Linked DNA regions of Homo sapiens: region 1 is linked to region 2. A link is a contact called in ENCODE Hi-C or POLR2A ChIA-PET data. All regions are on one chromosome and are shown on one strand. Each heading gives the region's core, a stretch centred on a gene start or an enhancer-like site at or near the end of the contact. The rest is flanking DNA. Distances are from core to core; before and after follow the strand shown.

Region 1 (4,899 bases), core at 533-3,032, 78 kb before region 2:
TGGTAGAGGTGGGGTTTCACCATGTTAGCCAGGACGGTCTCGATCTCCTGACCTTGTGATCTGCCCGCCTCGGCCTCCCAAAGTGCTGGGATTACAGGCGTGAGCCACCGTGCCTGGCCTCACCTCCTACCTTTGTGGCCTCTCTCCTCTGCCTGTCTCTGAGGTGTTGGGGGTCCTCAGGGTTCAGTCTCCAGTCTTGTTCTCCATTCTGCTCTAGGGAGACTTCACCCTCGCTCCCAGCTTAAGAGCCTCTCTGCCCCACAATACACCGATGCTTGCTGGGCTATTTTTGTCTTTAGCCCATAACATGCTTCTAAGTCCCTACCCCGGGATCCAGCGCCGTCAGACTGAATATATCCCAAACCTGCCTCTGTACCTTCTCAGCGTATCTGCTCCTCTTCCAGTGCCTGGACTTGAGTCTCGTTCTCCACTGCCTGGACCACGCCCATCCTCCTCTGAGGCCTTCCCGTCCTCTGGTCCGGCCTTCTCACCATCCCCCAAGTAACATTCCAGACACACGGATCTGTCCGAGACCCTCCCCTGCTGGCATGTGAAGCCTTTTATAGTCTCACGTCTTCCTAGCCCAAACTTTCCTCCCAGTCTCACGGAAATGCTAAATCATCCCGGCGTGGGAGGCTTCTGTGGGTCGGGGCGCAGCTTTGCAAGGTTCAGCTCCAAGACTGCTTCCTCCAGGGAGCCTTCCCTCCCTTCCCCCAGGTAAGTGCTCCTCCCCAGTTGCTCATTCCACCAGGGCCTGATCACACCCTGCTGGCAGTGTCAGAGCCCGGCTTTGTCTTCCACCACCCCTCCTAGAACTGGTGGCAGGGACAGATGAATGGATGAATGAATGAATGGGAAGTGAGAATTCTACTACTGGACCATCAATGCAGCCCTCGGAATGAGTGAGTGAGTGAGTGAGTGAGTGAGTGAGTGATGGAAAGTGGTCTGGAGGCAGGGAGAGGGACAGGCCGATCATGCGAGGAATCCCAGCCCAAGCCCCCGAGGTCCCCGCTCCCGCCCTAAAAGATGCACGCGCCAAGCCCTTGGGCCAGAAAAAAAAAAAAAAAACGGGCCGGGATTGGCTCAGGCTGGGGGAGGCGGGTCTACGACGAGACACGATTTTCTATTGGCTTACTCGCCAGGACTCTGCCCAATCGACGCGATCGTCTTCCCCAGAAGACCCCCGCCTCCCTCCCGCCGGCGGCCGCGGAGGCGGAAGAAGGCGCCTTTCCGTCGCCCTAGCAACCGTCAGCGGATCTCCGTCGCCCGGGCAACTGTCCCAGGCCTCCCGTCAGCCTTTGCCTGGGCCCCTCCGGTCACTCGGACAACCGCTACCCGTTCCGGTCAACCATCAACCCGTCCCCCGTCACCCCGGCAACCATCGCCGGACCCACCTACCCCTGGACGCCGTCCTGGTCCTGTCCGCAGGCCTCCTCGCCCCAAACCTCCGCCGCGGGCTCCGACGTCCGCGACCCCACGTCTCAGGGGCTCCCTCCTCCTCCTGCCCGTCTTCTCGCCTCCCCGGGGCGGGGGGCATTGCTCCTCCCCTGGCAGGGGGGCCCCGGGTTGGACCCGGCTCTGGGGGTCCCTGCTCGGTCGGGACAGTGGGACCGCCCTGTGCTGTGGCCGCGCGCAGCCCCCCGCAGGCTTCGGCGCTCGCACTCTTGCGTGGGACTGTCCAACCGCCACAGGGAGCTCTTCAAAATGCAAGCCATGTCCCTTCCCTGCTGAAAACCCTCCCCTGGCTCCCCTTGAGAATCGAATCCAAGCTCCTCGCAGCCCCTGGCGATCTGGCTGTGTGGCCTCTTCTCTGAAGCCTCCTCGCTCACTCTGCCTTAGCAAGGCCCTGGCCTGCGTGTTGTAACTCCAATGACCCAAGCTTCTTCCCGCCTGGGACCTTCCTAGTCACTACTTCCCACTCCACCAAAAAGTGCATCCTAGACGGGCGCGGTGGCTCATGCCTGGAATCCCAGCACTTTGGGAGGCCGAGGTGGGAGGATCACTTGAGCCGAGGAGTTTGAGACCACTCTGGGCAGCATAGTGAGACGTCTGTCTCTATAAAAAATTTTTGGGAGGCCGAGGCAGGCGGACTGCTTGAGGTCAGGCGTTGGAGATCAGCCTGGCCAACATGGTGAAACCCCGTCTCTGCTAAAATTACAAAAATTAGCCAGGTGTGGTGGCGTGTGTCTGTAATCCTAGCTACTGGGGAGGCTGAGGCAGGAGAATCACTTGAACCCAGGAGGTGGAAGTTGCAGTGAGCTGAGATGGCGCCACTGCACTCCCGCCTGGGCAATAGAGCAAGCCTCCATTCTCAAAAAAAAAATTAAAAATTAGCCTGGCATGGTGGTGTGCCCCTATAGTCCCAGCTACTCAGGAAGCTGAAGCAGGAGGATTGATTGAGCCCAGGAGGTAGAGGCTGCTGTGAGCTTACGTCACACCACTGCACTCCAGCCTGGGCAACAGAGTGAGACCCTGTCTCAAAACAACAACAAATAAGTGCATCCTCTAGCTAGGGTCCCACCTGTGAGTCTTCAGTGAAGCCTTCCCTGAGCCCTGTCAGCTCTCTCCTCCTTAAACTCTTTCTGGCTCACACTCTGTCACTAGGACCTAGAACACTGCCTGGTATCTATGTTGAGTAAAAAGATGTTGTGCCAGGCGCAGTGGCTCACGCCTGTAGTCCCAGCACTTTGGGAGGCCGAGGTGGGCGGATAATGAGGTCAGGAATTCGAGACCAGCCTGGCCAACATGGTGAAACCCCATCTCTACTAAAAATACAAAAATGGGCCAGGTGCGGTGGCTCACGCCTGTAGTCCCAGCACTTTGGGAGGCCGAGACGGGTGAATCATGAGGTCAGGAGATCGAGACCATCCTGGCTAACACGGTGAAACCCTGTCTCTACTAAAAATACAAAAAATTAGCCGGGCGTGGTGGTGGGCGCCTGTAGTCCCAGCTACTCGGGAGGCTGAGGCAGGAAAATGGTGTGAACCCGGGAGGCGGAGCTTGCAGTGAGCCGAGATCGCACCACTGCACTCCATCCTGGGACAGAGCGAGACTCCGTCTCAAAAAAAAAAAAAAAAAAAAAAAATACAAAAATGAGCTGGGTGTGGTGGCGGACACCTGTAATCCCAGCTGTTCAGGAGGCAGAGACAGGAGAATCGCTTGAGCCTGGGAGGGGGCTGCAGTGAGCCGAGATCGCGCAATTGCACTCCAGCCTGGGCGACAGAGCAAGACTCCATCTCACAAACAAACAAACAAAAAAAGGATATTGTGCTGGGGATAAGGGAGGACAGAGGGGGATGACCAGCAGGCAGGCCTATCTCAGAGACAGGAGAATGTATTTCTCAGGGCCTCTCAGTCCTCATGGTACAGGTGATGATGGCAACATCCCCAAAAAGCCAGGCACAAGCCAGGGAGATACAAGCTGATGCTACGGTCAGCCTGAGACTGGGTGGCGCACCCTCCACATATAACCGCCACCCCCCACCCATCCCCACCCCAGAGGGCTCCAGAGTCAGCGGAAACTGTGGCTAATTTGGAGCAGAAGTTTCCAGGAGCTGGAGAGGCAGGCCTCAGATCCCAGATGGCTTTTCTGGGAGCTGGTCCCTTCCTGCCCGGAATCCAGAATCTCACTTGTCCTAACAGAGACGAGAGCTGTTTTCCCAGGGATCTGAGACAGGCCAGCCCAGGCTGGGGCAAGAGAACTTGACCTGACCAGGCCTGGGGTCATGACGGGGGGTGAGGGAAGGGGCTTGTGGGAGCTCTCCTGGGACTGGCTGGAGAGGAATGAGGAATCTGCACACCCACCTGCCTGCTCATGAGGGTCTGCCCTTGGGGAGGTTGCCAGGGGCCAGGCAGGGAGGCCCCCTGCTCTTTTTTTTTTTTTTTGAGATGGAGTCTCGCTCTGTTGCCAGGCTAGAGTGCAGTGGCGCGATCTCAGCTCACCGCAAGCTCCACTTCCCGGGTTCATGCCATTCTCCTGCCTCAGCCTCCTGAGTAGCTAGGACTACAGGCGCCCACCACCACGCCCGGCTAATTTTTTGTATTTTTAGTAGAGACAGCATTTCACCAGGTTAGCCAGGATGGTCTCGATCTCCTGACCTCGTGATCCGCCCACCTCAGCCTCCCAAAGTGCTGGGATTACAGGTTTGAGCCACTGTGGTCGGCCCTGACCCCTACTCTTAAGCTAGGATTACCCTCATCAGCGCTGCCACACACAACTTTCTTCACTGATGCGGCAATTGAGCACTTGAAATACAGCTGGTATGGCCAGGCACAGTGGCTCACGCCTGTAATCCCAGCACTGTGGGAGGCCAAGGTGGGCAGATCACTTGAGGTCAGCAGTTCGAGACCAGCCCGGCCAACATGGTGAAACCCCATCTCTACTGAAAATACTAAAATTAGTCAGGCCTGGTGACGCTCCTGTAGTCCCAGCTACTCGGGAAGCTGAGGCACAAGAATCGCTTGAACCCGGCAGGTGGAGGTTGCAGTGAGCCTAGATTGCGTCCACTGCACTCCATCCAGCCTGGGCGACACAGCAAGACTCTGTCTCAAGGGGAAAAAAATGAAATACAGCTGGTGGGACTGAGCACTGCATTTTCATTGTATTTCATTTCAATTAACATACATTTAAGCTGAAGTAGCCAAATGTGGTCAGCAGTATTGTATTCAGAGTAGCACTGAGCTGAAGACCCAGGCAGGAGGTCGAAGGCAGGGACAGGAAGGTCAGGGTTTAAGGTCTGTGCAGCTATGGCAGAGAAGCGACTTTGGCAAAGCGCAGAGTGAGGCCCCAGGAAGGGAGGAGGTGGGACACTCGGTCTCGGCATCTGGCTCCACTGGAAGAGAGGTATACCCAGTTCCCAGGGTCAAAGTGTTTGTTACACACACATGCATCCATGCCTG
Region 2 (4,666 bases), core at 1,422-3,921:
CATGAGTGGATTCCTTGGTATGACGTTCTGTTTCCTTTTCCCTAAGGCAAGTCTGCATTAACCAGCTGGCTTCACTCAGGAGAGTGGGGCTCAACATTCCAGTGCTATGTGTCCTTACGGCAAGTGGCCACCCACTTCTGCACTTCACCCACCCAGGCCTGTTAAGGTTCACGAGGAAAACACGACTTAATTGCTGCTCCACAGAACTGCTGTTCTACAGAGAGCGTATGAAGAGCTGCCTCTCCATCTACAAAGAGAATCCCTTGGAGTTTGCACCTGGCCAGGCACAGTGATTCATGCCTGCAATCCCAGCACTTTGGGAGGCTGAGGTGAGAGGATCACTTGAGCCCAGGAGCTGGAGACCAACTGGACAACATAGTGAAACTCCACCTCTACTAAAAAATTTTAAAATTAGCTGAGTGTGGTGGTGTGTGCCTGTAGTTCCAGCTACTCTGGTGGCTGAGGAGGGAGGACCGCTTGAACCCGGGAGGCAGAGGCTGCAGTGAGACGTCACAGCCACTGCAACTGCTGCCTGGGCGACAGAGCAAGACCCTGATCCGATAAATAAATAAAAACAAATAAAAACCTATGTGTCGGCTGGGTGTGGTGGCTCACCCCTGTAATCCCAGCACTTTAGCAGGCCAATCACTTGAGGTCAGGAGTTCAAGACCAGCCTGGCCAACATGGTGAAACCCTGTCTCCACTAAAAAAAAAAATACAAAAAGCCAGGTGTGGCGGTGGGTGCCTGTAATCCCAGCTACTTGGGAGGCTGAGGTGGAAGAATCACTTTAATCTGGGAAGCAGAGGTTGCAGTGAGCAGAGATCGTGCCACTGCACTCCAGCCTGGGTGATAGTGGGAGACTCCATCTTAACAAAAACAAAAACAAAAAATCAAACAAAACCATGTGTGGGGTAGGGCAATCACCCGTAAGACAAAATAAAAAGATAAATATATACCAAAAAAAAAAAGAAAGAAAATGCACCTGGGAAGATGCTCCCCGTCACTAGTCATGAAGAAATACAAATCACAGCCACACTGATACCACTGCAAGACTATGTGAATCCACTGCTTCCCACCCCTAAAACCCTGACAATACCAAGTGCTAGTGAAGATGAGCAACGACTAAAACTCTCATCCACTGCTGATGAGGGCGAAAAATGATGCAACCCTCCAGAAACATCTGAGAGTTTCCTGTAAAGCTAAACATGTATTTATTCCAATGACCCAGCCATCTCACTTGCAGGTCTTTAACCAAAAGAAAGAAAAACATGTTCACACAAAGAACTGCATGTGAATAGCTTTAGCAGCTTCATTAAGAATCACCAAAAACTAGAAACCATCCACGTGTCCTTCAACTGAGAAATGCAGAAAAAGCTGGGGTCTATCCATATGATGAAACACTACTCAGCAATGAAAAGAAACAACTGAAACACTCCCACTAAGTAGTCAGATGACTCTAATAAACTATGTTAACGAAAAGAAGCCTGACTCAACCTCTACCTCCCCTGCATTGTATGATGCCATTTTCCATTTAATATGACATTCTAGAAAAAGCAAAATCATAGACACAGAAAACAGATCAATCGTTGCTGAGGAGCCGGACACGGTGGCTCACGCCTGTAATCCCAGCACTTTGGGAGGCCAAGGCGGGCAAATCACGACGTCAGGAGTTCAAGACCAGCCTGACCAACATGGTGAAACCCCGCCTCTACTAAAAATACAAAAATTAGTCGGGCATGGTGGTGCGCACCTGTAATCCCAGGTACTCAGGAGGCTGAAGCAGGAGAATCACTTGAACCCGAGAGGCAGAGGTTGCAGTGAGCCGAGATCGCACCACACTGCACTCCAGCCTGGGCGACAGAGCAAGACTACGTCTCAAAACAAAAAAAAAAAAGGCTGGGTGCAGTGACTCACGCCTGTAATCCCAGCACTTTGGGAAGCCGAGGTGGACAGATCACGAGGTCAGGAGATCGAGACCATCCTGGCTAACACAGTGAAACCTCATCTCTACTAAAAATACAAAAAATTGGCCAGGCATGGTGGTGGGCGCCTGTAGTCCCAGCTACTCAGGAGGCTGAGGCAGGAGAATGGTGTGAACCTGGGAGGCAGAGGTTGCAGTAAGCCGAAGACTGTGCCACTGCACTCCAGCCTGGGCGACAGAGCGAGACTCCGTCTCAAAGAAAAAAAAAAAAAAAAAAAAAAAAGTTGCTGAGTCTCACGCCTATGGTCCCAGCACATTAGGAGGATGAGGCAGGAGTATCATTTGAGGTCAGGAGTTTGAGACCAGCCTGGCCAACATGGTAAAACTCCATCTGCACTAAAAATACAAAAATCAGCTGGACATGGTGGCGCAGGCCTGTAATTCCAGCTACTTGAGAGGTTGAGACTCCAGAATTGCTTGAACCCAGCAGGCAGAGGTTGCAGTGAGCCAAGATTACGCCACTGCCCTCCAGTCTGGGAGACAGAGTGGGACTTCATCTCAAAAAAAAAAAAGGGGAATTTTATTGCATATAAACTTAAGAGAATAAACAAACCACATGCAGTACACCACCCTGACCCCCTTTAGACCTGGTACAGAGACCCCCCAGGACTGGGAGATGCTGCTTTGCAGGGAAGGCAGACAGACCTGCAAGTGCAGCAGGCAAGGACAGCCTGGTCTGAACCACGAGCTTCCATGCTAACCTGGGGGACTCTGAGTAACAGATGTTCTCAGCCTTGTGTTTCCTGTCTGTAAAACAGAGCAGTTCGGCCACGCACGGTGGCTCACGAGGTCAACAGATCAAGGCCAGCCTGGCCAACATGGCAAAACCCTGTCTCTACTAAAAATGCAAAAATTAGCCAGGCATCGTGGCACATGCCTGTAATTCCAGCAACTCAGGAGGCTGAGGCAGGAGAATTGCTTGAGCCCAGGAGGCGGAAGTTGCAGTGAGCTGAGATCGTGCCACTGCACTCCAGCCTGGACAACTGAGCAAGACTCCGACTCAAAAAAAAAAAAAAAAAAAAAAAAAAGGATTAAAAAATTAAAAAGTGCTTTTCTGGGCCGGGCGCAGTGGTTCACGCCTGTAATCTCAGCACTTTGGGAGGCCGAGGCGGGCGCATCACGAGGTTAGGAGATCGAGACCATCCTGGCTAAAACAGTGAAACCCCGTCTCTACTAAAAAATACAAAAAAAATTAGCCAGGCGTGGTGGCGGTCACCTGTAGTCCCAGCTACTTGAGAGGCCGAGGCAGGAGAATGGCGTGAACCCGGGAGGCGGAGCTTGCAGTGAGCCGAGATCGCGCCACTGCACTCCAGCCTGGGCCACAGAGCGAGACTCCGTCGCAAAAAAAAAAAAAAAAAAAGTGCTTTTCTGAAAGGAGGGCTCTAGTTAAGGTAAACCATGGTTCTGTGACTTGTGCTTTACACTGAGAGAACAAAGCAGCAAGACCAACAATCTTAAAGGAGTAATACACAGTCCATGTAGGGTACACTACCCCTGCATTCACATCAACTGGAGAAGAGAAGCTATTTCCAGCTCAAAGTAGGGGAAAGTTAATACATAGCTATTCAAGAGTGTTTATGTACAGACAGTTAATCTTGAGAAATCCAAATTGTGTGGCTAGAACAAAGCTACTGTTTACAATATTTTTCATACTAATGCTTCCTGGAGGACCTTCCTTGGCCCCATGTTTAAATTTTGATTAAATGTCAAACTAGTAAAACTATTTGCCTATGCGGGGATGGGGCGGGGGGAGAAGACGGTTAGGCAACACAGTGCCAAATTCAAAACTCCGTACTAGCTCTGACAGCGAACACCTTTAGATTCAGAGGAGAAAAGTAGCCTTAAACAGGACAATTCAGCCTATCTACTGAGATCATCTTATCAAAAGGAGTAACTGTCATTACAATAAAATGCAATACAACAATACAATAAAATGCAACAAAGCCACGAAGAAGGAAAAAGGCTGCCCAGCATTCTAGCACCTATTTGCACAATTAGCCCACAGAGTTACTTACAAACAATATTCCCCTTATATAGTCTGTGTTCTGTTTTTGATGGGGCACTGAATACAGAACCTATCTGCCAACTTTAACTGTAATGCGATAACCAGAGCTCACACAACCACTTCTCGACTGTTTCTGTCAGGATGTTTCCAGTTTTTTAAGTATCAACATTACAGGGTTGAGAAGGACCAACAAGCATTTGATGGCTAATGATGACAAAGTCCTTGATCAAGATGCCAGCAAGAACATTCACCACAACAGACTCCATGCAGAATGCTTGGAGTGATGCCCTCTGAGCCCCAAAGCACTTGCTCTCACATTTGACCACCAAGGTAGGATGAAAGAGCTCAGGGTACAAAGAAATATCCACTCATCCGTCACAGTGAAGGATTACCTTCATTATGTCCTCTCCAGAGGTAAACCCAAAGTCCCTCTGATCGCTAACTTTTTTACACTTACCACATAATCCCAACCCACTCTATTCTTCCGCAAGTCATTCAGAGAAGGCATACGGTGGTGACATAAATGCTGACGACTACCAGGTCCCCCGGATCTCCAGCCGTCTGTTTGTTTGCCCACAGGAACACACAGTGTGTGCTGGCAATAACTAAACAAGCTTTTCTGCCCAAGGAGGCTGAGCTCACTCAGTGCCTCGAGGCTCCCCACCATAGTTACAAGTGC

The links. A loop is a pair of places that touch in the nucleus more often than their neighbours do. ChIA-PET counts read pairs that join two places held with the same protein, here RNA polymerase II (POLR2A). Pooled maps may share reads with other maps.
Region 1: a pooled map shows a loop between it and region 2 (2.1-fold over the local background). The contact joins two enhancer-like sites. A Hi-C loop is called at or near these places in 1 of 168 maps with a recorded cell type or tissue (endothelial cell of hepatic sinusoid) and 2 of 50 pooled maps. POLR2A ChIA-PET finds 5 or more read pairs at or near these places in 7 of 52 experiments (GM10248, OCI-LY7, WTC11 and 2 more).

What each region holds. Positions count from the first base shown.
Region 1 is chr19:15,222,343-15,227,241 of GRCh38, forward strand. EPHX3 (epoxide hydrolase 3) reads right to left here. Exons shown (of 7, transcript NM_024794.3): 7 at 4,577-4,899. Among named protein-coding and RNA genes, the nearest start is that of EPHX3, 7.7 kb to the right of the region's middle. RefSeq lists an enhancer at 168-864 and a silencer at 1,035-1,114. Within about 2 kb of position 1,783, at least 8 of the 41 ENCODE cell types and tissues checked have a DNase peak (open chromatin) inside an H3K27ac peak, as active enhancers do.
Region 2 is chr19:15,299,685-15,304,350 of GRCh38, forward strand. The region is part of intron 1 of BRD4 (bromodomain containing 4); the gene reads right to left. Among named protein-coding and RNA genes, the nearest start is that of BRD4, 31 kb to the right of the region's middle. RefSeq lists an enhancer at 254-961. Within about 2 kb of position 2,672, at least 6 of the 41 ENCODE cell types and tissues checked have a DNase peak (open chromatin) inside an H3K27ac peak, as active enhancers do.